2 separate regions of the Homo sapiens genome follow, and region 1 is linked to region 2. The links are chromatin loops, found by intact Hi-C in ENCODE. Cell type or tissue: tibial artery. All regions are shown on one strand. Each heading gives the region's core, and the rest is flanking DNA. Links, peaks and the distances in the headings are about the cores only. Region 1 holds the start of PYY (peptide YY). Region 2 overlaps HROB (homologous recombination factor with OB-fold).

What was found. A loop is a pair of places that touch in the nucleus more often than their neighbours do. Peaks named below come from ENCODE experiments on the same cell type or tissue, not always from the same donor. Only the 100,000 strongest peaks of a DNase experiment are listed, where the experiment ranks them.
Region 1: a loop joins it to region 2, with 2.6 times the contacts of the local background. A loop is called at or near these places in 44 of 110 quality-filtered maps.

Annotation. Positions count from the first base shown.
Region 1 is chr17:43,949,672-43,960,186 of GRCh38, reverse strand. PYY (peptide YY) reads left to right here and starts at 6,247. Exons shown (of 4, transcript NM_001394028.1): 1 at 6,247-6,337; 2 at 6,704-6,891; 3 at 6,998-7,078; 4 at 7,207-7,454. The coding sequence starts at 6,704. The coding sequence ends at 7,231. RefSeq lists an enhancer at 6,709-7,212. In tibial artery, for the core only: no CTCF peak of the experiment used is centred there; no DNase peak of the experiment used is centred there; H3K27me3 peaks cover 5,246 bases.
Region 2 is chr17:44,148,785-44,159,299 of GRCh38, reverse strand. HROB (homologous recombination factor with OB-fold) reads right to left here. Exons shown (of 10, transcript NM_001171251.3): 3 at 10,273-10,515; 4 at 8,256-8,339; 5 at 6,523-6,663; 6 at 4,636-4,744; 7 at 4,362-4,447; 8 at 3,889-4,014; 9 at 1,359-1,467. Among named protein-coding and RNA genes, the nearest start is that of HROB, 12 kb to the right of the region's middle. In tibial artery, for the core only: no CTCF peak of the experiment used is centred there; no DNase peak of the experiment used is centred there.

The DNA of each region.
Region 1 (10,515 bases), core at 1,062-9,061, 200 kb after region 2:
TCAGAGGCACCCTATCCCCTGGCTACCAGCTTGGTTTCTTATACAAGAGAGAAATAAACATCTATGATATTTAAGCTACCGCTATTTGGTATCTATTAAGGGGGGGTGCATGAATATCTTAGCTAATATGTTCACATGTTGACTGACTGATTCAATAACCTAGGAGCACACACATGCCAGTATCACATCAGATGCCAGGAGCCACAAAGACACAAGTCCATAAGGGCCTGGTGAATCAGGGAGCTGACTGTGTCTGACCTAGGTCAGAACTGTTTCTCCCTGAATCCATACCTCTTTCAGGACTTGAGTTTCTGCACCTGCAGCACAGGCCTCTTGAGACTGTTGGGCCCTTAAAAAAGTTTTGGATTCAAACAGGAGCATTCATGTGGAGGGGATGTGCGCAGAACTCACAGGGGCTGGCGCCCAGGGACCCTCACAGTATCTAATTTCAGGCTTCGCAACACACACCAGCATTTTATTTTTATTTTTATTTTTTTTCTTTTTTGAGACGTAGTCTCGCTCTGTCACCCAGGCTGGAGCGCTGTGGAGCGATCTTGGCTCATTACAATCTCCGCCTCCCAGGTTCAAGTGATTCTCCTGCCTCAGTCTCGCAAGTAGCTGGGATTATAGGCATGCATCACCATACCCAGCTAATTTTTGTATTTTTAGTACAGACAGGGTTTCGACATGGCCAGGCTGGTCTCAAACTCCTGGCTTCAGGTGATCCGCCCGCCTTGGTCTCCCAAAGTGTGGGGATTACAGGCATGAGCCACTGCACCCAGCCTATTTTTATTGGTTTTTAAAAATTCTTTGGTTGTTATTTAAGCCATTAAATAGAAATACCCTTTAAACATTCAAACTATATTGGAAATATATAAAGTACTAGAGAAGCCCTTGTTTTGATATAAACAGGTCTGAGTCATTGACCAGTGTTTTGAAAAAGTCAGCTTAAATGGGCAATCATAAAGACACATACAGGTCTTAGTCACTTTGTTTTGATTTCAAACACAAAATTCACATTGAGGCACGAATTTTTCTTTGGGTGTCTTGACTCAAATTACCCTTTGACTTTCTTGCATAAATCACACCCACAATCCTATAATTTGTCACCTGTTATTTCCAGTTTCTTTAAACTTAAAGACACTTGTGAAGCAATCTGATGTAGCACACTTCTAGATTTTTAGGATTTTCCCTTAATGGTTTATCTTTCACATCTAATTCAACATGTCAGCAAATCTCTTTGTGTATTACTTCCAAAGCATTTAACGTAGTTTGCAAGGAAACAATTCTTTATGCACTCATATTTCATCAGTTTATATAATATTTAATTCAATTATATGATTACAATGACAAATACACCTGGCATAAACAGGCTAGGGACACATCCAACCAAAAGGCAACTCAACCCAGAGGTAGCTGAATTCTTGCTTTTCTAGACCAGGGGTCAGCAAACTACGGCCCTGTGGGCCTGTTTTTGTACATTCTATGGGTTAAAATGCCTTTTAGGGGCCGGGTGTGGTGGCTCACACTCGTAATCCCAGCACTTTGGGAGGCCAAGGCAGGCGGATCACTTGAGGCTGGGAGTTCGAGACCAGCCTGGCCAACATGGTGAAACCCCATCTCTACTAAAAATACAAAAATTAGCCAGGCGTGGTGGCATGTGCCTGTAATTCCAGCTACTTGGGAGGTTGAGGCAGGAGAATCTCTTGAAGGAAGGCAGAGGTTGCAGTGAGCTGAGATCATGCTGCTGCACTCCAGCCTGGGTGACACAGTAAGACTCCGTCTCAAAAAAAAAAAAAATGCCTTTTAGGTCAGGCACAGTGACTCACACCTATAATCTCAGCATTTTGGGTGGCTGAGGCCGAAGGATCCCTTGAGCTCAATAATAATAAAAAGAATGGCTTTTAAAGTGGTTGAATCTGTAAACAGTTGAAATAAACTAAAAAAATTTTATGACATGAAAATTATATAAAATTCAAACTTTAATGTCTGTAAGTAAAGATTTACTGAAGCACTACCATGCCCATTCTTTTTTTTTTTTTTTTTTTTTTGGTGTATTCAGTGGCTGCTTTCAAGCTACGGTGGATGAACCTAACGGTGTCAACAGAAACTCTATGGACCACAAAGCCTAAAATATTTACTATCTGCTCCTTTACAGAGTTTGCCTACCTCTGTCCTAGAGCGAAGCCTGAGCCTTGGGCGCGCAGCACACCACAAGTATCTGTTACTGTGTTTTGCAGAAGCTTCAGGTAAGAGGGAGAGCTCCTAGGAGAGCTCCTACCATAAAAAGTGAAAATCCCTTACTTCTTGGCATCGCTGTTTCCTAAACCCACCCCCTGCTCTTCTCAAGGTAGCTTCATGGTTTGCTTCCTCACTTCCTTCCTGGGCTCAAGTGAGCGATCCTCCAACGTGGTCTCCCAGCGCACTGGGAAAGACATGAGCCACTACACCCGGCTCTGATTTTTCTCTATAGCACTTATCAGACATATTCCATGCTTATTTATTTATTTATGTATTTATTCATTTATTTGAGACAGATTCTCACTCTGTCACCAAGGCTGGAGTGCAGTGGCACCATCTCGGCTCACTGCAACCTCTGCCTCCTGGATTCAAGTGATTCTCATGCCATAGCCTCCTAAGTAGCTGGATTACAGGCGCCCGCCACTGCGCTTGGCTAATTTTTGTAGTTTTAGTAGAGACGGGGTTTCACCATGTTGACCAGGCTGGTCTTGAACTCCTGGCCTCAGATGATCCACCTGCCTTGGCCTCCCAAAGTGCTGGGATTACAGGCGTGAGCCACCGCACCCAGCCTCCATGCTTATTTATTTATTTTCTATTTCCTGTCACTAGAATGTGAGCTCTATAAGGGCAAGGATTTTGCCTGTTTGTTCACTACTCTATCCCAGTGCCTAGATCAGTGCCTGGCACACAGCAGGGACTTAAGTGCTTGTTGAATGAGGATTGAATTACTTTTTTTTTTTTTTTTTTTTGGAGACAGTTTCACTCTGTCGCTCAGGCTGGAGTACAGTGGCGCGATCTTGGCTCACTGCAACCTCTGCCTCCTGGATTCAAGCAATTTTCCTGCTTCAGCCTCCAGAGTAGCTGGGACTACAGGCATGCGCCACGACGCTTGGCTAATTTTTGTATTTGTAGTACAGATGGGGTTTCACCATGTTGGCCAGGCTGGTCTTGAACTCCTGACCTCGTGATCCACTCACCTTGGCCTCCCAAAGTGCTGGGATTACAGGCGTGAGCACCACGCCTGGCCTGAATTACACTTGCTGTATGACAACCTGCTATCTCTAGGACCCTGGGCATGAGGAAATGCCTGAGGGTGGAAAGCAGTGGAGCAGTGCCACACAGTGCATGGTGATCAAAGTGAGGCCTTGTGTGTGGGGAGTGGGTACAGGCAGGTGGGTGATGGGGTACAGAATTCTAAGCCTCTGGGGATGAATGGCAGAGGCCACACCATCTTGATGAGTGGCCCTTGAGCCCACTGGACAAGGAGAATTGTTGGCTGGGGTCCAGGTCCATGGTCTCCCTGACTTGGGGTGGCCTTGCCAGGTGCTCTCAGAATGGGGACCATTCTGATTCTGTCCCCTCCCCTTTGATTCTGTCCCCCACCCTTCAAGGACAAACCGGAGGCAGGTCCTGGTCTCACTTCTACAAAAACAATTGTTTCTGAAGTTTCCCCCCTCACACCCTAGACATGTCTCATGGCCACTGAGTCATGCAGCAATGATGGGTGTGGGTGTGTGGATCGGGGGGTGGCTGAGCCCATTGATCGAGGGCTGAGACATTTTCCCCGCTAATCAACAAGTTAATAAGCTCTTCGATGAGGAGGCGGTGATTAATGAACCAATCAGCTTGCCCTGTAATTGGGGAGTGAGATTGGAGGGTGGGGGTATGAGGGATAGAGAGGGTTTGCGGGGATGTGCGGCTGGCTCCTGGTCCACACTGAGACCACCTAGGGGCCCATTTACTTTGGCTATAAATGAGGAAGTGACTTCTTCAGAGGTTGTAGCCCGAATTCAGGCCACCCCATGCCCTCTAGCTTCTACAGTGTCTCTCCTCTCTTCCCATCTGTCCTTGGACTCCACATTCCCCAAGACATGACAGGGTTCCAGGGATGTCAGATTCCCCATGGCCATCTCACAGTTTCCTTCGTCTCTGTCCAGAATCGGTGCACTAGAAATCCCCTACCAGCACCATGGTTAGTGCCGCCGCAGGGTCAGAAGAGCAAATAGCCCCCTACTCTCTGGTATCCTTGCCCCCGTTAGCCTGCAGGGTCCTTCTCTAGGCCCTGATCCCTGGGATCACAGATGTCCTAACCAGCCCCCACTGCTCCCTCCATCCTAGGGTGAGCACCTGTCTTTTGTCTTTCCATGGAGGAATGGAATTATTTGATTTCTGCTGTCTCCCCTCCAAACAGGACAAAGGCTGTCTCTGTCTCTCTGTATCTGTTCTGGGAACCGCTCATACTGGGGCTCCCCTATGACATGGCCATATCTCTCCTTTGAGACTGGGGTTCTTGAAGGGCAGGGGTGTGTCTTGCCCCCTGGATGAGGGCTCCCTAAGAAGAATGATTTTTCTCCTCCCTCCAAGGGCAGGATCTATGTCCCCTTGTCCTGGTGTCCTCTTCCACCCCCATGCTCAGCAGGGCACCCTGGTGTTTCCTGGGATGTGGAGTCCCATGGGGCCTGACTGGCTGATAAGGAGCCATTTCCGGAGAATGCAGGTGATTGAACCCATAAAATGGTGACAGAGAGCCCTGAACTCCCCATCTCAGGAGAGCTCTAAAAATAGCGCCCACAGCCATCTGTCCTGGGGCTGGAGGGGCTGGCTCAGAACCAAGGGCCTGGACAAGTTGGCCCCATCAGTCCCTATGGGCCGATGGGACATCTGGAAGTACTGGAGGTCTGGCGAGGCCAGGGAGAGGAAGCTGGAAGGGCTTTATGGGGAGACCTTCCCACAGCCCTTTCTCCTCCTGGGCAGGTGGGTTTGAGGGGGTTGGCAGTCTGAAGGTCCTTCCCCTACTCCGCCTCTCAGAGTGGGTGTGGGCCCTAGACTTAGTCTTCGGGTCCCTGCTCCCAGGCCTGCCTCTGGCGCCCCAATGGCTACTCCAGGTGCTGAGCCTTTCTGCCCCTCACAATTGAGAGGTCCTCTTCCTGGGTTCTGCCTCACCCTGCTTTTCCTGTTTGAATTGTGGGTGAGCTTGGCTGCTCCATCACCTCCCAGGGCTTCAGTTTCCTCATCTGGAAAATGGAGATAAACTCAGCTCATCGTCTTGTGATGCCCGAAATTATGCACTACCTAGTGCATAGTAGGTGCTTAATAAACACGAGTCCTTTCCTTCAAAGGATCTGGGCTTAGAGCCCAGTGGAGACTGCCATGGGCTGGGGACAGTGGCATGTGCCTGGGAAGCCTTGGCATCACTCAGGCCCAGAAGACACCAGTGCTCTGAATGACACCTGCATAGGGGTGGAGACACTCTGCCTTGGGAGGGGGCTCTATACCACACATGGCTGGACTGGGGTCTGTGTGTGCCAGTCTGGATACACAGGTGGCCGACTCAGCTGCTTCTGGCGGGGAGATTGGTTTCTGCCTCCTCCTGCCTCTTTTCCAACTCTTTAATAGAGAGAGGACATAATGGAGTGTTCAGAGAGGCCTCTCCCCAAGACACCATAAACTGCAGGTCAGGAGCCAAGGTCAGGTGCTCCCACCCTGCCTCCAGGAGAAAGACTTTCCCCAAAAGGTCCTGTCATTCCTCAGCCCTTCTCCAAGGTATTACTGAACAGAGGCTGAAAAGGGTTGTCTTTTGGAAAGAGTGGTCACACATCCCACGGACTGGAGGGAATGTGTCCACCCTCCCACCCCCAACTCCCATCCACGGACAGGCTAGGGAAGACAGAATCTCAACCCTGGTCCTAGGGGCTGCCCCAGGAGTCTAGATCCAACCGCTTCACTTCCTCAGGAGGCTAGACCTGCCACTGGGGGGCTGTGGGGTGAACATGGGGTTCAGGCTGGGTACCCCATCCAGTGAGACCACGAATCTGAGCATGGCAACTGCCCCCTCAGCTCCTGCGAGGTGGAGACATCACGCACTGGCTGGGTATAAGCTCAGCGATCTGGCGAGGGTGGAAGGAGGGAGGAAGAAGGGCCCACCCCCTGCTGGCTCCCCCTCCCCCTGGGACTCCCCCTCCCTTTCCAGGCGGGGATATAAGCCCCACAAGGAAAGCGCTGAGCAGAGGAGGCCTCAGCTTGACCTGCGGCAGTGCAGCCCTTGGGACTTCCCTCGCCTTCCACCTCCTGCTCGTCTGCTTCACAAGCTATCGCTGTGAGTGGCTGGGGGCTCAAGCCTGGGGAAACCCAGGCTGTTTTGTGGGGAAACTGAGGCTGGGATGGTGGAAGCTGGGGGTGAGTGGTAGGAAACTGGATTGGAGGGGGCCATCGGAGGTGGGAAGGAGGCCAGCAGCGGGGGTGGGGGTGGGGAGGCAGGCAGGGCTTATGCTCCTCTGACATGAGGAAACTGAGTCAGGAGACGGTGCAGTGCCCAAGAACACACAGCAAGCCCGGTGGCTGAGCCTTGGTCCGGTACCAGCCCCAGGGAGAGCGTCGGAGCGCGGCCCCGACGGCAGCCGCAGCCTCCCGCCGTGTAGGGTCGAGGCTTGGAATGACCCACGTCCCAATGTCGCCTTCCCAGATGGTGTTCGTGCGCAGGCCGTGGCCCGCCTTGACCACAGTGCTTCTGGCCCTGCTCGTCTGCCTAGGGGCGCTGGTCGACGCCTACCCCATCAAACCCGAGGCTCCCCGCGAAGACGCCTCGCCGGAGGAGCTGAACCGCTACTACGCCTCCCTGCGCCACTACCTCAACCTGGTCACCCGGCAGCGGTGAGCGCAGGCGCGGAGCGGGACCCCTGGGGCTCTCACCCTGCGGCCCCGCTCCACCTGGGGGCGTGGCCAGATCTGACCACGCTCTTCCCTTCCCCGCCCCCAGGTATGGGAAAAGAGACGGCCCGGACACGCTTCTTTCCAAAACGTTCTTCCCCGACGGCGAGGACCGCCCCGTCAGGTCGCGGTAAAAGCGCCCGTTACCACACATCCTGCATCCGAGAGCGCGGCCTGGCCCTACCCTGGCAACATCACTTAACGACGTCTCCCAGGCTCGCCTCCCCAGATCCAATTCCTTCCCCTTCGCTTCCGCAGGTCGGAGGGCCCAGACCTGTGGTGAGGACCCCTGAGGCCTCCTGGGAGATCTGCCAACCACGCCCACGTCATTTGCATACGCACTCCCGACCCCAGAAACCCGGATTCTGCCTCCCGACGGCGGCGTCTGGGCAGGGTTCGGGTGCGGCCCTCCGCCCGCGTCTCGGTGCCCCCGCCCCCTGGGCTGGAGGGCTGTGTGTGGTCCTTCCCTGGTCCCAAAATAAAGAGCAAATTCCACAGAAACGGAATGTATGCCTTTGTATTTCCTTTCCTTTCTCCTTCGTGGAGGTGGCATCCCGTAGAAGTGGAGGGTGGAGGCGTGGGGGCCAGGGAAGAGAAAACCGACTTGGACAGAGGCGCCCCAGGACAAGGCTGGGGCGGGCTGCGGAGTTCCCTCTGCTCGGAGCCCAGGGAAGACTCGACCACCCAGCCTGGAGCTGGACAGCGCCCAGGCCAGGAACTGCTGTGGAAGGAACTCTGGTCGAGTGGGGGCAGGAGTGGATGGAACTCTGGAAGAAGGGGCGGGGAGCGGCGACAGGAGCCTGCTAGGCAGCCTAGGAGAGCAGATGGGGTCAGGGCTGTCCCTCCCCCACCCCGTGAAGCCGAAGACGGCTGGGGGACGAGTCGGGCACCAACACCCCGGGGCGTTTCCCCAGGAGCTGTAGTACTAGCGCCCAGGGCTGGAGTGGCTGGAGGTGAAGTGTAATCCAAAATGGGGCTGTGGAGGAAGAGCCGTGTGGGGGTGAGATGGCTGTACGTGTGCTGGCCGGAGAGGCAGGCCATTTCTACCGTCCCCCTTTCCCTGAGTAGAGGAGCAATGGGAGTGTGGAGGCTGCCCTATCCCTAAGAAACCTCCCTCCCCAATCTCGCTGAATTCACACGCAGTGGATAAGTCACGAACTGTTCTTTCTTAGTGACAAGGCCATAGGGACACCCTCCATGTACCCCCCTCCCCTGGACTAGCTACTGAAGCCTAAAGGCTCTGTGGATGTTTAAACTGGAATCCAACTCGAATCCCTCACCACTCTGTACCTATTCCAGAGCCTGCCTGCAGACTGATCTCCCCTGACATCCACCCTTCCCTGCCCCTTTCCTCCAAGAAGCTTGCCTTGATTGCCCAATTGCACTCTTCCTGCCCTCTCTAACTGCCCAGCTCTCAGGGCCTCTGCTCTGTTCACTGAGAGTTCTATGTCTCTGTGTCCTGTCTCCCTCCTGGGGCCTCAAGAAGGAAGGGCCTATGTCTCCTTCCTGGGACACAGCCTCCTGTATCTGTGGGCTCTCTTCTGGGACTCCAGTTCAGCAAGACCTGCCCAAATCTGAAGCAGGGCACTAGGAGATGAGGGGGGAAATCAGGTTGACTTCAAAACCTGTGACCCAGAGAGGGGAAAAACGACAGGAAGGCTGGGGGCATCCTTGCAGCGGATCAGGGGTTTTTTTGTTTTGTTTTTTGTTTTAGAGATGGAGTTTTTGCTTTTGTCGCCCAGGCTGGAGTGCAGTGGTGCGATCTTGACTCACTCCAACCTCCACCTCCTGGGTCCAAGTGATTCTCCTGCCTCAGCCTCCCGAGTAGCTGGGACTACAGGTTCTCACCACCACACCTAGCTAATTGTTGTATTTTTGGTAGAGACGGGGTTTCACCGTGTTGGCCAGGATGGTCTCAATCTCCTGACCTCGTGATCTGCCTGCTTCGGCCTCCCAAAGTGCTGGGATTACAGGCGTGAGCCACCGCGCCTGGGCTGGATCAGGGTTTTTAAGGAGTATTTGCAGTTCAATGGTTCTGGAAGGAGAGAAGACTCTAAAGCTGACTCTGCCATAGCTGCAGAGAAGTTCCCTGCTTGGACACAGGTCCCTTGGGGGCCACAGGGCTCTGACACCCACCCTCCCCTGTGCTGCCCTCCAGCCTCCCTGGAGGTAGAGCTGAAAGGATGAGGCAGAGGAGGCAGGTGGAGGTCACTGGCTATGTGGATTCTGATGCTCTGCGCCTTTGCCCAGGCCACTTTACCTCCTTGCAGAGCCCTTTCCCTCTCTTAAGCCTGGAAGATACTCTCAGGATAGTGGTCACCTCCTCCTGGAAGCCTTGCCTGATTTCTTGGGGATGGAGTTAGTTTCTTTGACTCCCTCTCCCCACTCATTATCTTAGACCCACTTTCCATCCTATTTTGCCTCCTGTCTTCTCTCCTGCAACAGGACAGGTGGGACGAGAGCACACAGTGGCTGCCCTGAGCTTTGGTTCATTGTGTGGGTGGGGAGTGGGAGGATGTGTCTGTGTGTTGGTGTCCATGATCCCCTGTCTATTGGTCTGCCTGGGAGAGCTATAGTCAGTTTAAGGCGGATGGAAGAGAGACCTGGTATGAGTTAGGCATGACCACAGACAATTTCTGCCCAGCTTGACATGTCTCATTGACCATCAGTGACATGGGTCCACCTCATGTTCATTTTGAGGAGTGTTGAGCAGTTTAGGGTAATAACATTATTAATAATTATTATTAGTATAATAATAATGACAATAGCAATAATTATTTTTTCCAAAAAGCACTTATTTATGTGCGAGACACTGAGCTGTTTGTTTTACATATATCATATTACTAGGATATTGATTTGGCTTAAAAAAAAAACAGGTGGAATTAACAGTGGCTTAAACAAGATGGAAATTTATTTCTCTTGCATGAAATGTGAGTGGCACGTGGGGAGTTGGCAGTTGTGCTCCATGAGGGCATCCAAGAGCCCAGGCTCCTCGTTTGTGGCTTCCCCATGCCCTCATCTATGTCATTTACAGGACTGAAGACAGCCCACCATGGCCTCATCTGTGTTCCGGCCAGTGGCAAGGGAGGGAAGGGGAAGGTAAGCACTCTGGTTACTATGTTGTATAATAAGTTACCCTAAAACTTGGCAGCTTCAAGCAACCATTGTACATCACTCAGGATTTTGTGGGTCAGGATCAGGAAGTGCTCCCCCTGGCAGTTCTTGCTTTGAGTCTCACATGCGGATACTATCAGAGGTTGGCAGGGTTGTGGTTAAGGATCCACTGGGCTGATGCCTGAGAAGGCTCATTCGCATGCTAGTGCTGGCTGTTGAGTTCAGCCGGGGCTGTTGACCATTGTACCTACATGTGGCCTCCCCAGTCTGATATTCTTGGGGTAGTTGGACTTAAATGGTAACTGGTCTCCTGCTTGGAGTATTTAAAGAGAATCAGATGAAGATGGCATTGCTGGTTAGTTTGCTAGGGCTGCCATAACAAAGAATCACAGACTGGGTGGTTTAAACAACAGTTCCTGTGGCTAGCAGTCTGAAATGAAGGAGTTGGCAGGT
Region 2 (10,515 bases), core at 1,213-9,212:
CTAATGATTGGTAATATCCATATATAATCATCTCTATATCCTATTTCTAGTATAACTTTTCTTATTCTAACTATTTTCTGTATTATACTGGAACAGTTTGTGCCTTCAGTCTCTTGCCTCGGCACCTGGGTAGGTTTCTGCCCACATATAATCCTGTGAACTTTGGGGCCAGACAGGATTGAATTTTTGGAATTGAAAAGCTAAAGACCAGGCTGGGCACGGTAGGTCATGCCTCTAATCCCAGTACTTTGGGAGGCAGAGACAGAAGGATCGCTTGAGCCCCAAGAGTTCGAGGCCAGCCTGGGCAACATGGCAAAACTGTCTCTACAAAAAATTTAAAAATTGCTGGGCATGGCCGGGCGCGGTGGCTCACGCCTGTAATCCCAGCACTTTGGGAGGCTGAGGCGGGCAGATCGCGAGGTCAGGAGATCGAGACCATCCTGGCTAACACAGTGAAACCCCGTCTCTACTAAAAATACACAAAAAATTAGCTGGGCATGGTGGCGGGCGCCTGTAGTCCCAGCTAATCAGGAGGCTGAGGCAGGAGAATGGCATGAACCCGGGAGGCGGAGCTTGCAGTGAGCTGAGATCGCACCACTGCACTTCACCCTGGGTGACAGAGCGAGACTCCGTCTCAAAAAAAAAAAAAAATTGCTGGGCATAGTGGCACATACCTATAGTCCCAGCTACTCGGGAGGCTGAGGTGGGAGGACTGCTTGAGCCTAGAGGCCGAGGATGCAGTGAGGCGTGTTCATAACACTGCACTCCAGCCTGGGCAACAGAATGAGACCCTGTCGCAAAAATAAAAATTAAAGTAAAAAAAGCTAAAACTAGATCCTGAATGGTGTTAGTTTCACCTGGGTGATGCTGCCTTCTGAGGAAGCAGCTGGCCCAACCACAAGGGGTCTGCATTTGGGCCTCTCTGGTTTGTAGCCTGGTTTTCCCAAAAACCAGTGGACGTCTTGACTCCTCAGCACTCCTCTAAGCTTACTCAGGATGGGAAATCTGCCTCTGTGGTCTGGTCATCAGCCCACAGAGGACTCAGAGTGTGGCACAAAGATAGCGCCTGTCCATCTGGACAGGGGATGGTGATGTTTCCTCCTTGTGGCTGATGGCACATAACCTGAAAATGGGGGAAACCTGTGGATGACACTTTGTTTTACATGGCCCCATCACACTGTTAACGAGTTTGTGGCCTGCAGCCTTGCCAAACAAGACACTGTATCTGATTTCTGTAAGATTATATAAGATCCAAAGATTCATGGAAAGAGGAACAAGATATAGCCAGGAAGATTCTGGTTCAGCTATTCAACAGGAAATAGAACCTCTCTTGCTCCCAGATGGGCTGACTGCTTTACCTGCTTCTGGGAGTTCTTCCTCAGGGGACGCCTCTGCCTCTAGGTTCTGTGCTGTTCTGAAGCCTTCCTCGGGCTTTGCAGCCACATCATGCTGGAAGCTCCCTGAATCCTGGGGACAGAGGATCTGGTTACCAATGCCTGTGTCCCTGAAATCCCTTCAGATGGCACCACCTCTACCCAGACAACCTCAAACGAACAGTGTGGGGCTCAGGAAAGAAACATGATGGGGCCAGGTGTGGTGGCTCACACCTGTAATCCCAGCCCTTTGGGAGGCCGAGGCGGGTGAATCATTTGAGGTCAGGAGTTCGAGACCAGCCTGGCCAACACGGTGAAACCACATCTCTACTAAAAATACAAAAACAGAGCCGGGCATGGTGGCACACGCCTGTAATCCTAGCTACTCGGGAGGCTGAGGCATGAGAATCGCTTGAACCCAGGAGGCAGAGGTTGCAGTGAGCCAATATCGTGCCACTGCACTCCAGCCTGGGGGACAGAGTGAGACCCTTGCTCCAAAAAAAAAAAAAAAAAAAAAAAAAGAAACATGATGGAAGAGTATGGCAGAGGCCAGCCACCCAGGCCCATGCTGAAGGGAGGCAGCTGAAACACCAAACACCCAAAGCAGCAGATAATAAACAAAACAAAAAACAAACCTCTTTTGGCTGATTTGCTTTCCTAGTTCTGTTGGTATCTAATATTTTAGAGATTCTCTATAACTAGAGCAGAGAGTGAAGAGGCCATTCAGAAATACATTGAAGAGTTAGCCTGAGATTTAAAATTAGTTGTTAACAATCCCCAAAGGAATATATAGCTAATATATGGGCAGGTAATTAAAACTGGTAATTAAGGCCAGGCACGGTGGCTGATACCTGTAATCCCAGCACTTTGGGAGGCCAAGGCAGGAGGATCACTTGAGGTCGGGAGTTTGAGACTAGCCTGGCCAATATGGTGAAACCCCATCTCTACTAAAAACACAAAAACTGGGCCTGGCACGCCTAGTTCATGCCTGTAATCCCAATACTTTGGGAGGCTGAGGCAGGTGGATCACAAGGTCAGGAGTTCGAGACCAGCCTGACCAACATGGTGAAATCCCGTCTCTACTAAAAATACAAAAAGTAGCCGAGTGTGGTGGCACACACCTGTAATCCCAGCTACTCAGGAGGCTGAGGCAGGAGAATCACTTGAACCCGGGAGGTGAAGTTGCAGTGAGCTGAGAACATGCCACTGCACTACAGCCTGGGTGACAGAGTGAGACTCCATTTCAAAAAAAAAAAATAAATAAATACCGGTAATTAAATGGTTAACCATGGTTAGTCCTAGGAAATAGGAGTGGGGAAGGGTAGGACCCATTTTTTGCTTATTCTGTGCTATTTTGATTTATTTCAATAAGTATAGATAATTTGAAATTTAAAAGAAAAATAGGCCGAGCACGGTGGCTCATGCCTATAATCCCAGCACTTTGGGAGGCCAAGGCAGGCCAATCACCTGAGGTCAGGAGTTCGGGACCAGCCTGGCCAATATGGCAAAACTCTGTCTCTACTAAAAAATACAAAAAGATTTAGTTGGGCATGGTCCCAGCTGTTCGGGAGGCTGAGGTGGGAGAATCGCTTGAATCTGGAAGGCAGAGGTTGCATTGAGCCAAGGTCACGCCACTGCACTCTGGCCTGGGTGACAGAGCAAAACTGTCTCAAAAAAAAAAGAAAAGAAAAGAAAGAAAAAGAAAGGGTTTAGAAGTGGGGTGATTTTGAGAGAATGTGGAGGGGCTAAGGGGAAAGATGAGGAAAATGGAAGTGGAAAGTTGGAGCTTAGATGAAAACCTCTGTCTAAGATGACTAGAGGTCATCAAGTCAAACGTACTATAGATGAAGCTGTTGCAAGGGAGGCAACAGGACTTGCCCAAGGTCACAGTACACGTTTTCAGTACACAAGATCCTAGGAAGGTGGTGGGGGCAGGGCAAGTCAAGCCCAGGCTCTACACTCTCAACCTGGAGTGGATCTGCCTGGAAGCCCATGCTTACCTCCCATAAATGCCAAATGCTCGTCTCGGTTCCTAAAGAGGATGTCCCCACCAGTGCTCTGTGCAGCTTCCCCCTAATTTAGCAGAGGCAGATGCCAAGAGGGAAGACACAGAGCAGGTGCTGGCTCACCTGACAGGCCATTTGTAGCTCACTGTTCTCCACACTGCCACCTGTAGCAGATCTGACCCTCGGTCATTTACTGCCACCACCCCCTGGTGGGCCCTCCACTTGGTTAGTTCTCAAGTGACTCCTATCCTCTCAGATGTTCAAGCCTGCCATCAGATGCTCAGGGATCACCAAGAAGCCAGCTGCTCCTCTAGGTACTGTTACTGAGCCATCTGCCAGGCGGCTGGATGAGGGATAGGAGATGGTCCTGTCCCCAAAGATACCTTTTCACCTCAGAGCACCTGCCCCCTTCAGACCTCTGCTCCCCAGGGTGGAAGAGAGGAAGAAATCAGAAGATCCAGGCAGAAGGAGGGCCTTACCAGTCTCCCGTTTCTTCCTGCTCCTCTTACCTTGGGGAAGGGCTGAGATGGCTTGAGGAAGCTCCCATCCCCAGAATCCGGGCTGTAAATATGGACCAGGTTGTTGGGTGTCACGTTGAGGTAGTGATTTCGAAGTGAAGGAGAAAACACTCCAATCTGGAGTCAAGGAAAGGGAAGGTCAGTGTCCTGATGGAGCACTGGGAGCTGCCAGATGGACACCTGGCTCCCACCTGCCTTTCACTTGGTGTCCTCTGCCTAGCCTTGGTGCCAGAAGAGAACCATTTGCCACAATCTCCCCTTAACACAACCCTCCATCCCTATCCACCCTGAAGAATGGGGGCCAGCTCAAGGGCCACAGGCCTTCCCTGAGCTCAAGCCAGGGCCTAGCAATGGTTCAGCCACTCCGTGCCTGGTGTTGTAGAGGAAGGCAGCCAAACAGGTAAGGAGACAGACACTGAGGGCTCTATCCGGGGGGCAGTGGTGTGGAGAGCTGCTCCCCATACCTGCTTCAGCAGCAGCACTGAGCCAGGCTTCAGCTCATTCTGGCACGTCTCCAGCAGCAACCTGTGCACCGTCCCCTGCATCTCTCCTGCAAATACCACATGGCCCATCAGTCTCGGGGTCAAGGGCAGCACAGCGACTGGTATGGGCCCTGGCTGGGAAGTGGGCTGCTCACTGCCTCAGTTTTCCTGTCTGCAAAGGGAGAGGGTGATTCCACCTCATTTCCTGGCCTCAATGGAGCCCACTCACCAGACAACCTAGGACCTAATTCCTTACCCGTGGGGTCCTTGAAAACCACACTGGCGTCCATTGTGCTCCGAGTCAGGGACTTGATCATCACCGCCATGTTGGGGACCTTGTTCCTAGGAAGCTGCTTCAGGGCTGCCTGCTTACAAGGAGAGGCATATGCTGAGCCTTCCACGGCCCACTTGTGACTTCCCAGGTCTCCAAGTGTGCCAGGGCAACCGGGGTTAGGAGGGGTCAGAGTATAGTTATAGTGATGATCTTCTTTGTGGAGGACAAGGAGGTACCCCATCTCTCTCTGACAGACCTAGAGCTGGGAGGTCCTTCATTTCTCTCCCCTGCCTCCGTTCTTTTTTATTTTTTGAGAGGGAGTTTCGCTCCCAGGCTGGGTGCAATGGCACAATCTTGGCTCACTGCAACCTCCACCTTCTGGTTTCAAGCGATTCTCCTGCCTCAGGCTCCCAAGTAGCTGGGATTACAGGCGCCCACCACCACGCCCGGCTAATTTTTGTATTTTTAGTAGAGACAGGGTTTCACCATGTTGGCCAGGCTTGTCTTGAACTCCTGACCTCGTGATCCACCCACCTCGGCCTCCCAAAGTGCTGGGATTACAGGCATGAGCCACCGCACCCGGCCTATTTTTTTATTTTTGAGATGGAGTCTCGCTCTGTCGCCCAGGCTGGAGTACCATGGCACGACCTTGGCTCATTGCAACCTCCGCCTCTGGGTTCAAGCGATGCTCCAGCCTCAGCTTCCTGAGTAGCTGGACTTACAGGCGTGTGCCACCAAGCCTGGCTAATTTTTGTATTTTCAATAGAGGGGGTTTCACCATGTTGGCCAGGCTGGTCTCGAACTCCTGACCTCAAGTGATCTGCCCGCCTCAGCCTCCCAAAGTGCTGGGATTACAGGCGTGACCCACCCCGCCTGACCTGTTTGGTTTTTGTTTTTTTCTTGAGTCGGAGTTTCACTCTTATTGCCCAGGCTAGAGTGCAATGGCACATCTTGGCTCACCGCAACTTCTGCCTTCCAGGTTCAAGCAATTCTCCTGCCTCAGCCTCCTGAGTAGCTAGAATTACAGGCATGTGCCAACACGTCCGGCTAATTTTGTATTTTTAGTAGAGACAGGGTTTCTCCAGGTTGGTCAGGCTGGTCTTGAACTCGCGACCTCAGGTGATCCGCCCGCCTTGACCTCTCAAGATTATAGGTGTGAGCCACCACGCCCGGCCTTGGGTTTTTTTTAAAGGAGACAAGCTCTCGCTCTATTGCCCCGGCTGGAGGGCAGTGGCACGATCATAGTTCACTGTAGCCTCAACCTCCTAAGATCAAGTGATCCTCTGGCCTCAGCCTCCCTAGTAGCTGGGACTATAAGACATGTGCCACCACATCCAGCTGATTTTTTTTTTTTGTATTTTTTTGTAGAGACAGGGTCTCGCTTTGTTGCCCAGGCTGGTCTCGAACTCCTGACCTTTGTGATCCTTCCACCTCAGCCTCCTAAAATGCTGGGATTACAGGTGTGAGCCACTGTGTCCAGCACTTTCTTTTGTTTATATGTGTTTACACAATGTTCCATCATAACAGTCACAGGCAGGGATATGTTGGCACATGTACTGGCATGTCTCTGCACACAACCCTTAACCACTAGGGAGATTTGAGGGTGGCAGTGTGCTCACCCCACCCCACCCAGGGCCTGGAAGTGCAGAGGCATACCATAACCCACTCTCTCCTTCCACCTGGGCCCAATCCTATGGATGACAGTGAAAAGGTAGGTAAGTGGAAGATACAACCAAAGGGGCTTCGTGCTGCTACTTGTATAGGGTACGAGGGAGCAAACAGCCCCTTCCTAAGGTGGAGTAGGGCAGTAGGTCAGAGAGAGGGAGAAAAATGGTCTTTCCTTTGGGTCTCAGCACCCAGAATCCTTACCTTGCGCAGCACCATGACAATGCTGTAGGTACAGAGGAAGCAGCTAGGGTCTCTCTCATCCAGGCCTAGCGTGGATTTCATGGTCAGCCAGGGCCCTCGCCCAAAATCCTCCTCCACAGATGCCTGGGAACTAGCAACAATCTGGTACCACAGAGCAGAGGGGGAGCCTGTATGAATAGGTCTACCTTGCTACAGACTCTTGATTGAAACAGGGTGGAAGGGTGAGAGAGGAAAGGCAAATCCCCTCGGAAAAACTGTAGTACAATGGCCACAGTCTCTCCTCTCATTTATCTCCAAGGCCAGAAAATGGTATGTGACATCTTTTTTTTCTCTTTTTCTTTTTTTTTTTTCTGATTGCTTTGGCATTTGAAGCACGTGAAAATCTTGTCGCGTATCACAGGTTTCATTCAGCAGATACTCTTTTTTTTTCTTTTTAAAATCAGGTCCTGTCTGCAGGACTAGGTATGAAAAACAAATTTTTAATAAAATCAGCTCCTGGGCCAGACGCGGTGGCTCACACCTGTTATCCCAGCACTTTGGAAGGCCGAGGCGGGTGGATCACCTGAAGACAAGAGTTCGAGACCAGCCTGGCCAACATGGTGAAACCTCGTCTCTACTAAAAATACAAAAATTGACTGGGCGCAGTGGCTCACACCTGTTACCCCAGCACTTTGGGAGGCCAAGGCGGGCAGATCATGAGGTCAGAAGATGGAGACCATCCTGGCTAACATGGTGAAACCCCGTCTCTACTAAAAATACAAAAATTAGCCAGGCATGGTGGCACACGCCTGCAGTCCCAGCTACTCAGGAGGCTGAGGCAGGAGAATAGCCTGAACCCAGGAGGCGGAGGTTGCAGTGAGCCGAGATCACGACACTGCACTCCAGCCTGGGCAACAGAGCGAGAATCCGTCTCAAAAATAAAATAAAATAAAATAAAATAACATAAAATAACATAATAAAATAAAATAAAATAAAATCAGCTCCTGACTTTAACTGCATTGAAGCAGAAGGCTATCTACGCTTATTTTTTGTAACAGACTCAAAAAGTCTTAGGGGTAGGGATCCACCACATATATTTATAGGCTTCCAGAGTGGCTTAGCCATTTTGAAACCAGTCATATTCTATTTGGCATGCTTCTAGCTTTAACAATTAACCTTCTTACATTAATACATGCTTTGAATCCAGAGAGTATCTGCTGCTTTGGATCTGAAATGGACTGGCAGATCTGCGGAGCTACAGCAGAGAAAAAATACTGGGGAGAATTAAAAGCAAAACTGGGTTTGAGGGCAGAGCAGGTCAACCAGAACCCCAAGGAGAAGGGAAGCAGGGTCTCACCCACCAAAGGGAACCCAGCAAAGGCAAGAGAAGGCAGATCCTTCCCAGCTCAGTTCTCAGAAACCTGAGAGGAAGGGCTCCTGAGACACAATCTCATAATACTTATCACAGTCTCCTCCCCCAGGGGAAGCTGGAGCTAGCTGGGCCTTTATTTCTTAGATGGGAAAGAAGGCTGGACCCATGGCATCAGATAATACCTACCTGGCACCAGGACAGGCCTCACTTAATGCCAGTAAAATTGCTGCCTCCCCCAACTACCTGCCTCAAATGCCTTTTAGTGTGTGACACCAGCAAACAGGCCTAGCAGCATCAGCTCTTGATTCTTAACTCCTGAAACACACAGGGACGCCCCTCACTCTCAAATCACACCCAGAAAGTTAACATTTGCATAAGTTACCTCTGTCTGGAATTTAGCCAGAGCACCATGGGTTGGAGTTTGGGGCGCGGAAACCATGATGTCCTCCAGACTTCTCCCACTCTGCTAAGAGGGGAGGGAAGGAGAAGATGAGAGCAAGCTTAGCAGCTGTTATTTACAAGTACAGCTTATTGTCTGGTTTACATAATGAGTTCAGGAAATGATCAGGGACTATTAACACATATTACATCTCTCCTAACAAAGTCTCAGGAGCCTCTTTGGCAGCTCAAAAAAGATACTTTGGGGATTGGTTTGAAAACGTGAGGAAGCCGGAGCTCGCCCAGGTGCAAAAACCAGGGCTGCCTGAAGGGGGCAGTGACCCAAATAGAGAGGCCTGGCTGGGCGTGGCGGCTCACACCTGTAATCCCAGCACTTTGGGAGGCTGAGGCGGGTGGATCACCTGAGGTCAGGAGTTCGAGACCAGCCTGGCCAACATGGAGAAACCCCCATCTCTACCAAAAATACAAAAATTAGCCAGGCGTGGTGGCCCATGCCTGTAATGCCAGCTACTTGGAAGGCTGAGGCAGGAGAATCACTTGAAGCTGGGAGGTGGAGGTTGCAGTGAGCCGAGATTGTGCCACTGCACTCCTGCCTGGACGAGAGAGCAAGACTCTGTCTTAAAAAAAAAAAAAAAGAAAGAAAGAAAGAAAAATTGAGAGGCCTGTGATGAGCAAAGGGGCAGCTTTCCCCAAGTCCTAACCCTTTCCTCCAGGGAGATCCAGCCCAGGAGGAACATAGACGGCCTCTTTGGATATCTGCTAACATGCTAGGGAAGAGCAAGTAACAGGCAGAAATTGTTTCAAACACCCTTAAAATGGGAGGAAGAGGGCACACCTATCACAACCAGTCCAGATCCTCAGAGTCCAATTATCTGGGATCTGATCCAAGACTAGTTTAATCCAAGTCTCACCAGGGCTGTCTCCTTTTCAGCCCCAGCTTCCCCACACCTGCCACAATGAACTGTTCTGTGGATCTGAGAGCACCTTGCTCTTCTGCCTCTGTGCCCTTACACATGCTCTTCCCTGCTTTCCCACTGCCAGAACATCCACAGAGCACAGCGCCCGCTCCGCCACACACCTGTTAACCTCCTACTCATCCATCCAAAGCCCACTCAGCAAGCCTAAGGCAGAGCCAGTGTCTTCCCAGCACCCAGGGAATGACCCCTGTTCACACTGTGTGCTTTGTGCATGTTTGTTTGTTTACATCTGTTTCTTCCATTTCACTGTAAGTTCTTTAGGACAGGAACTGTTTCTTTTAATCTCTGTATTCTCAGTTCCAAGCAAATTGTCCAACACATAAGACCTTAACAAATGCACAAGAATGACTTCCTGCCCTAGTGCACACCTGTAGTCCCAGCTATATGGGAGGCTAAGGCGGGAGAATGGCTTGAGCCTAGTTCATGACCAGCCTGAGCAACATAGCCAATCTCTAATTCTTAAAAAAAGGAAAAGAGGGTCTTCTTAAAAAAAGGAAAAGAGGGTCAGGCGTGGTGGCTCACGCCTATAATCCCAGCACTTTGGGAGGCCGAGGCGGGCAGATCACTTGAGGTCAGGAGTTCGAGACCAGCCTGGCCAATATGGTGAAACTCTGTCTCTACCAAAAACACAAAAATTAGCCAGGCATGGTGGCGGGGGCCTGTAGTCCCAGCTACTCAAGAGGCTGAGGCAGGAGAATCGCTTAAACCCAGGAGGCAGAGGTTTCAGTGAGCTGAGATTGCGCCACTGCACTCCAGCCTGGATGTTGCAGCAAGACTCCATCTCAAAAAAAAAAAAGGAGAAGAAAAAAGAAAATTATGATGTCCTCAGAGCCTTAAGCACTTCTTCACAGTGGATTTTCTAGCATTCAGTTCTTCCCTTTTATTTCTCCTGCAGCTTTGAAAAGCCTCTCTGCACTTCCTTCCTTCCTTCTCTGCAAGAGGGAAGATATGCTAGGGCTGGACAGTGCTGGAACCCTGCTTCTCTCCCTTGCCCACCAAATCCTAGAAAGCCAGCTCACTCACCTGGTGAGGCAGGATCCCAGCTGGGCCAGGGAAACGGCGAGTTTTGGCTCGGGTGGAGGGATGGGTGGGCTGCTGGGGTGTCCGGCTGGCAGCAGTGACTAGCTGCACCAGGTGGTTGGTGACTATGGGTGTCTGCAGAGCTCCCTGGGGACCTTTTGGGGTACCAACAGGAGACCCAATGGAAGACACTGGAGCTTGCGGTTGTAAGGGTATCCGAGGAAATAATCCAGAGCTAGTCCTTGA